Regions from separate parts of the Homo sapiens genome. Here region 1 is linked to region 2. Evidence: read pairs that join two places in POLR2A ChIA-PET (ENCODE). Cell type or tissue: GM12878. All regions are shown on one strand.

Region 1 (4,000 bases), 340 kb after region 2:
GGTGGAGGTTGCAGTGAGCCGAGGTCACACCACTGCACTCCAGCCTGGGTGACAGAGCAAGACTTCATCTCAAAATAAATAAATAAATAAATATATATATATATATATATATACACATATATATAATGTTAATATAGCAAAAGGATTTAAGACAGCGCTGGGCACATAATAAGTCTTATATGGTATAATGTTCCTACTATTTTACTTACATAGAAGACTAGTGCTTATACTTGAAGTTTCAGACATGTTCCCTTGACAGTGAATCTAGATCTTCTGAAATATATATTCAGATATCAAGCCTTCCCTGGAGATAAATGTAACTCAAGAGCAGAAATAAATGCTTTCTCCTTGAGGAACTCTGACTCTTCTATTATTTGGTTTTTATTGTGGAGCAGTGAAATAATTTGCATCTTCCTCGTTTCCACACAGGCTCAGATACTCACAGAAGCTGGGATAAGGATTTGAGAATTGATCTCAGCAAAGTTTCTCATCCTAGTCTTTTAAATTTTTTCCCCCTGAAGTTCAACGTTACATAGCTGTTTGAAGAGAGTTCAGCCTAAAATTTCTGACTTTTACAATCATCGGATCAGGGAATTCTTCCTTCTGAAAACCAAATAGCTCTTATTTTTCCCCCAATAATAATGCTGGGGCCAGACATGGTGGCCCACGCCTCTAATCTCAGCACTTTGGGAGGCCAATTGCTTGAGCCCAGGAGTTCAAGACCAGCTGGGCCAACACAGTGAGACCCCATCTCTACAAAAAAAATTAAAAATTAGCCTGGCATGATGACGTGTGCCTCCAGTCCTGGCTACTCAGGGCAGTGAGTGGGGCCTGAAATGGGAGGATGGCTTGAACCTGGGAAGTTAGGACTGCAGGGAGCTGTGATGTGGCCACTCCAGCCTGGCTGACAGAGTGAGGCCCTGTCTCAAATCATAATAATGATGCTAGAAAATAAGCAATGATATTAGAGTTCTCAGTAATTTTTTTACTCCTTCCAATAATGCTAAGAATATCTGAAAAAGTCTATTATCCGATATTTTACTGTTAAAAATAGAATGACTCAGTGTCTCCCACCTACCCCTTTCATGCTTGGCAAATAATATTTCTTGTCAATACTAGAAGTTATTGTTTAAAAAGTTATGGGTGCTATAAGGGCAATCTTGGGGTAGAGAGAATGTTCTAGGTCTTGATTATGGTGGTAGTTACACAACTGTAACCATTTGTCAAAACATACAGAATTGTGCACTTAAAATGGCTATTTTATTATATGTAAATTATTCCACAATAAAGTTGATTTTTAAAAACTCATAGAAAATTGTTCTTAAAATGTAAGCATTTGATTGGATATAAATTATAGCTCAGTGAAGTTAATATACAAATCACAAATCATCGACTACCAAAAAAAATTTACAGATGCAAAGTCTACACTCACTCCATCCCCAACTTAACAATGGTTCAACTTAGAATTTTTCAACTTTATGATGGTGTGAAAGCAATATGCATTCAGTAAAACAGCAGTAAATTACATGAGATATTCAACACGTTATTATGAAATAGGTTTATGCTAGATGATTTTGCCCAACTGTAAGCTAAAGTAAGCATTGTGAGCATGTTTAAGCACATCATAGCTAAGCTAAGCTATGATGTTTAGTAGATTTTTGTGCCTGTATTAAATGCTTCTGTAGTGCATTAAGGAGAGAAAAGTATAATAAAAAGGGTCAAATTTGGAAAAAGAGAAAGAGCAGGAAGAATACTTATAAAGTCAGCAACTGCTGCCACAAAAATTGTGACCACCACGGAGGAAAGTTCACTGTGAGTCAGGCCTTACACCAGGGGTCCGCAATCCCCTGGGCCACGGACCATTACCACGTGGCCTGTTAAGAACCAGGCTGCATAGCAGGAGGTGTGCGGCAGGCGAAGGAGCATTATGACCTGAGTTCTGCCTTTTGTCAGATCAGTGGCAGCATTAGATTCTAATAGAAGTGCGACCTTATTGTGAACTGTGCATGCAAGGGATCTAGGTTGCATGCTCCTTATGAGAATCTAATGCCTGATAATCTGAGGTGGAACAGTTTCATCCCGAAATCATCCTCCTATCCTATGCATGGAAAAATTGTCTTCCACAAAACCAGTCCCCAGTGCCAAAAAGGTTGGAGACCTCTGCCTTACACATCACAATGTCAGAGGCAATGTCAGCAACAGACAAGAAGAATTTAGCATGCCTTGAATAGGGGCCCATGACATAAATAATATTTAGTCTTTTATTACATGATAAATCCCTGGCCCAGATACTTTCCTCAATATATAAAACATTTATACTGCTTTTAGGATTAAGGTGACATTATTCCTGTGAAAGGCATATTTGCATGTTTGTTTCACTTTCAGCTGGTGAGGGAGGGTTAACTTCAGATGACCTTTGCAAATTAGTAGCTGAGCTTTGGCATAAACCTGACTCACAAAAGAACTGCTATGCCGAGTTTTTGGTTTTCTTACTTAAGAGAAAGAAGGAAGCTGCAAATAAAATTCTGGTGATTTCCCAAAAGGATATTTGAAAGATGTGCTTGTTAAAGAACTTTACAATGGATTTTTTTTTAACATCTTGAGGGCTTGACAGTTTGCCTGAGACTTATCAAATCAGAAGTGGCCTGTCAAAGGGTGAGCAGGTGAACCCTGATCTGTGAGAGGAACAAAGTGGACAGGTAGTCCATGAACTCTATTTTCTGTACACGTCTGACCTGCTCAAGGTTTGTTTGGTTGGTTGACCCTTTAAGGACAATAAAGTCCTTGAGTTCTTAACCTAAAGGCTTGTAAATTCTTGCAGAGAACTAAAACAAGAAAATGAATAAAGGACAGCTAAGGAGACAGGATAATATGTATTTTAGGCAGGTATTATACAATGACCTATCCTTGGCTTATAATGGTGCAGTTCTCTCTTAAAATGGATGAACCCAATCCGAAGGGAATTTGTAAAGGTTAAATACTACAAAATTGAGTTGAGAGTACTGATTATAGTGAGAATAGAGTGTTAAACATATATGACACATTTTTCTCATTGAACTTTACATTTTTCAATGTAATCAAGTTAATGGAATGCATTTTGGTTAGAAGTCTAAGGGAGGCTCAGTGAGGCTTGGTTTGATGTGGTCCTTTCAGACTGGCCCTCGACCCAACTGACACAGGCTCATAGCTTCAAGAACAAGGTCAAACCTACAGAAAGCACCTGGGATGGTTTATGGCTGAAGTGGCTTGAAGTTCCACAGTAGGTGTGGTCTGGGAATTTTTCTGATGAATGTCATCTAAAAGTTCCCTTCTTTTTCCCAACAAGCTACTATTGCAAACCACAGTGTGGTCAGGAACATTTCTGCTGTAGTGTTCTCCAGGGAGTGGTCTGGCCTCATACTGCATCCAGCTGGTTAAACCGACCCCTAATTCCTCAGCCTGCGCTGTCCAATGCGGTAGCCACCAGCCACAGGCAGCTCTTGAGAACTTGAAATATGGCTAGAGTGATGCTATAAATACACTGGATTTGGATGCCTTAGCAGAAAAAAAAAAGAATGAAAAATGTCTCATTATATTGATTGTATGTTGAAATGATCCTATTTTGAATGCAGTGGGTTGAATAAAATATATTACTAAAAATAATCTCATTTGTTTCTTTTTTGTATTTTTAAATGTGGATATTAGAACATTTTAAACTACCTGTGTGCCTTGTATTATATTTATATTGGACAATACCATCTGTCCTAGTTCTCAGCCTGGCCAAGGCTCAGTTCACTCACTTCCCCGTGCAGTGCCCAAGTGTGATCTTCAGCACCTTTTCTCTCTCTCAGACTTAGGAGGCTCTATCTTGGAATAGGGGTTGTGCCTCCACAGGGATTTGGGTTGGGGTTGCCAGCCCCTTTCCACTCATTTGCGTCCTCCTGGGTCCCAGCCCTTGATATGTCTCTGTAGCCTCCAGTTTTCTCCCGAGCCTGCTCCCTCCCTCCTTCCTCACGGCATG
Region 2 (4,000 bases):
CCTGGCCTCAAGTGATCTGCCTGCCTTGGCCTCCCAAAGTGCCGGGATTACAGGTGTGAGCCACCTCACCTGGCAGAGTTTTTAAAAACATTATTAATGGAGGAAGTATTGTTATTTAGAGGCCCTGAGTGCCATTTTACATGAGTTTCTATGAGAAGTTACTACTTTTTATTCGTTAATTCTTTAAATAATTTTTTTCTTACTAGTAGGAATATAATTCTAAATTATAAGATAGGGCAGGGTACGGTGACTAATGCCTGTAATTCCAATACTTTGAGAAGCCAAGGCAGGAGGATCCTTTGAGGCCAGGAGTCGAGACTAGGCTGGGCAACTTATGGAGACCTCATCTCTATAAAAAATTTAAAAGCTAGCCGAGTATGGTGGTGTGCACCTGTAGTCTCAGCTGCTGAAGAGGCTGAGCTAGGAGGATTGCTTGAGCCCAGGAGGTCGAGGTTTCAGTCTACTTGTGATCACGCCTCTGCACCTCTAGCCTAGGCAATAGAGTGAAGCCCTGTCTCAAAAAAGAAAAAAAAAATTATAGGATTCTACCTTCTGTGGAATTTTGGTAGATCATACTGCTTGAAATAGGTTTCTCGGGCTTGCAAATTTTTTTAATCCAACTATGATTTTTGCAATAAAATTAGTGTAAAAACTGTGGGAATGAAAAAGAATAGTACATTTTTGTCTTTCGTTTCCCATTAAGTTTTAAATTTCTGTTAAAAATGTACTCTGTGGCTTCTCTAATTTAAAAAGTGTAAAAAATGTATTTTGAATTGTCCTAATGTTCTTTCTACTAATTAAAATGTATAAATTATATTTTTATATGCAGGACTTCTTAATTACTCAAATGACTGGAAAAGAGCTCTTTGAGATGTGGAAGATAATAAATCCCATGGGGCTATTGGTAGAAGAACTGAAGAAAAGGAATGTTTCAGCTCCTGAATCAAGACTTACTAGGCAGTCTGGTGGCACCACAGCTTTGCCTTTGTATTTTGTTGGCTTATACTGGTTAGTGAAATTTTAATCTTAACTTTATAACTTTGAGGAAATCCTAAAAACAGACTCCTCACAAAGCCTTAAAAACACTCTTCACATTCCATAAGGAATGTTAACATAACCTCTTCAGATTCCTTAACGTAACTTCTAATTGCATGAAAAGATTTTTTAAAAATCTCTTCCCCATGGTTATTATTTACTACTTCCCTTCCCGCTAGTTATGCTTAGGAAGAATCTGAGTTTTGCTAATAGCTTTTGTCAGCCAACTATTTGCTATAGACTTTCAGTGTGTTATCTTAAATTTTTCTGTGTAGAAGTACAAATGTTGACTTGTTCGTGTTAGAGATTCAACCTTAATCCATTCTTGTCAGTAGCTTCAACTGAGCCTAGAACTGGAAAAGGAAGGGCCTTAGTTATCCATCAAAATGTGTAAATCAACCCATGTTGAGAGCTTTTTAGTTTTGTTAGTAAAAAGTTGACTTGCCCCAAATTAATCTCAGATGTTAAGATTAAAGTGTTAAATGTAAATATTGAATATTTAAGATAGCTAGATTAAAATTTAGGTAAATATTTTTCTAATCCTTGTATCACGAAAGACTTTATAAGTATAAAAGAAATAGAAGTTACCACATGGGGAAAATGGATAGTGTTGTATAAAGTTTTATCTATTGAAATGCAAAAACAGTGAGATACTCTTTGTTACTTACCTGATTGGCAAACCTTTTAAACATATCTTTTATCATCAGTTTATATACTGCTGGTAGGAAAAAAATGTACCATATTTCTGTGAATAATTTTGACAAAATGCCAAGCATCTTAAAATTTTTTATGTTCTTTGATTTTGGTATTTCAACTTTGGGTTGTTTGCCTTAGATTTACAGGCAAATTTTGTGAACAAAGACGTTTGTTGTTTACCTCTTTATGCTCCATACTTTGAACAGTTGCTGGGACATGGTGGTCAGTAAATAGTTGTTGAACTAAAAAACAATTAGAAATAAATTTGATATTCCACAAGAGGGAAATGATACGTATACATGATGGAATATAGTACAGCTATTACAGGCGACATTTTAAAAGAATTTTTAATGAGATTGGGACATTTTGGAGAATGATCTTTTATCTAAAAAAAAAAATGTAAGAAGTAATTTGCCATATCACTACAGTGATTACTATTGGATAGTAGTGTTTTTGTAGATTTTACATAATGACTTTTTAAAACGTGATCAGTGATAAAACCAGCAACATTAGACTAAAAACAAAATTCTGTGCTTGTTATTCACTTCAAGATGACTTTTTCTGATTCTCAAACTTTGTGCAAATTTGTATGTGTTTATTATTATAAAGTTTAACTTAATAGAACCTTTGTTTCATTTCCAATTATTGTCATAACAGATGTTTTTTAGCAAATTTATTTCATATTGTTGTTGTTTTATTTGTGTAGCTTCACTAGTTTTTCTTTAATTTGGTTTCGGTCTTCACTTTCAAATCAGCTTATATTGAATCTGACTTAGTAAATGCAGTTGCCGATTGAATCTGATTTAGTAAATGCAGTTGCTATGCATTAAACTTTCAGGAGATGCTTCTTTGAATTGCACAGATGAAATTTTAGGTCAGAAAATTTCCAGGAAGTAGTTAAATATATTTCAGAAGTAGCAAAACAAATAGGATTATAGTTATTTGATGTGCACATTCTACATTCTTTGCTCCCTTGAAGGAACATTTTACATTTTTAAAGAAGATAAATGGTTATGATATAGAAATACCAGTAAAGCAGAGGAATACCTACATTAGATTTATCGATAGAATACTCATAGCCAACATTGAGTGTTACCTCACTTGGGAATAAATTAGAGTGGATTAGAAATATATAAAATGATTTAAAAATCTGAGCCTGTTTTGAAGCTCTTTTTTTTTCCTTTTTATTTAATTACTATTTATCTTCTTTCTTTTTTCTTTTTTTTTCAGAGGTCTCACTATGTTGCCTAGTCTGATCCCTAACTCCTGGGCTCAAGCAGTCCTCCTGCTTTGGTCTCCCAAAGTGTTGGTGTTAAAGCTGTGAGCCACTGGGAGGCCAAGGCGGGCGGATCTTGAGGTCAGATCGAGACCATCCTGGCTACGGTGAAACCCCCGTCTCTACTAAAAATACAAAAAACTAGCTGGGCGTGTTGGCGGGTGCGTTGGCGGGCACCTGTAGTCCCAGCTACTCAGGAGGCTGAGGCAGGAGAATGGCGCGAACCCAGGAGGCGGAGCCTGCAGTGAGCCAAGATCGTGCCACTGCACTACAGCCTGGGCGACAGAGTGAGACTCAGTCTCAAAAAAAAAAAAAAAAAGTGTGAGCCATCATGCCCAGCCTAAAGTTCTTAATTTGAAATATAGAGCTGGTTTCTGGTTTCTTATTTGTGTTAAAGTTTAAATGACAGACTCAAAAGGCATAATTTTTTCAACAGAATCTTTTCCCAAGTTATATCACACATTAAAAATAAAAATAGTCATAATTCCTGATAATATTTTTACTAGTTTCAGGTTTTTGTAAGGAGATATTTATTTTTCCCAAGTTATATCACACATTAAAAATAAAAATAGTCATAATTCCTGATAATATTTTTACTAGTTTCAGGTTTTTGTAGGGAGATATTTATTTACATATTCTTCCAATTCTCTCATCAACAATTGAAAACCTAGATACGACTTGCTTTTTTGACTTGACAGAGTTGTATATATTTCTAAGGAAACGTAAGTGTATCTTTGTCTAATTACCATATGTAATGAACTTGCAACAAATCTAGTTAAAATCCAAAAGATGATCTATCAGAGCTATTGTGTTACTTCTAATGGGTATTATTGAAATAGATGTAGAAGGCATAATTGCTTTATAACTGCTTTGTGTACTGTCTTACAATATTCCATGTAATTTAAGACTACTGTTTGTTCTCTTTCTAGTGATAAAAAGTTGATTGCAGAAGGACCTGGGGAAACAGTATTGGTTGCAGAAGAAGAGGCTGCT

What was found. ChIA-PET counts read pairs that join two places held together with the same protein. Peaks named below come from ENCODE experiments on the same cell type or tissue, not always from the same donor. Only the 100,000 strongest peaks of a DNase experiment are listed, where the experiment ranks them.
Region 1: POLR2A ChIA-PET joins it to region 2 with 5 read pairs; 1 of 35 experiments calls an interaction of 5 or more read pairs at or near these places.

Annotation. Positions count from the first base shown.
Region 1 is chr2:224,306,045-224,310,044 of GRCh38, forward strand. No RefSeq gene overlaps it. Among named protein-coding and RNA genes, the nearest start is that of FAM124B, 94 kb to the right of the region's middle. In GM12878, no CTCF peak of the experiment used is centred here; a DNase peak (open chromatin) is centred at 2,417.
Region 2 is chr2:223,962,927-223,966,926 of GRCh38, forward strand. It overlaps MRPL44 (mitochondrial ribosomal protein L44), which reads left to right. Exons shown (of 4, transcript NM_022915.5): 3 at 830-1,008; 4 at 3,937-4,000. Among named protein-coding and RNA genes, the nearest start is that of MRPL44, 7.5 kb to the left of the region's middle. In GM12878, no CTCF peak of the experiment used is centred here; no DNase peak of the experiment used is centred here; H3K4me3 peaks cover 546 bases.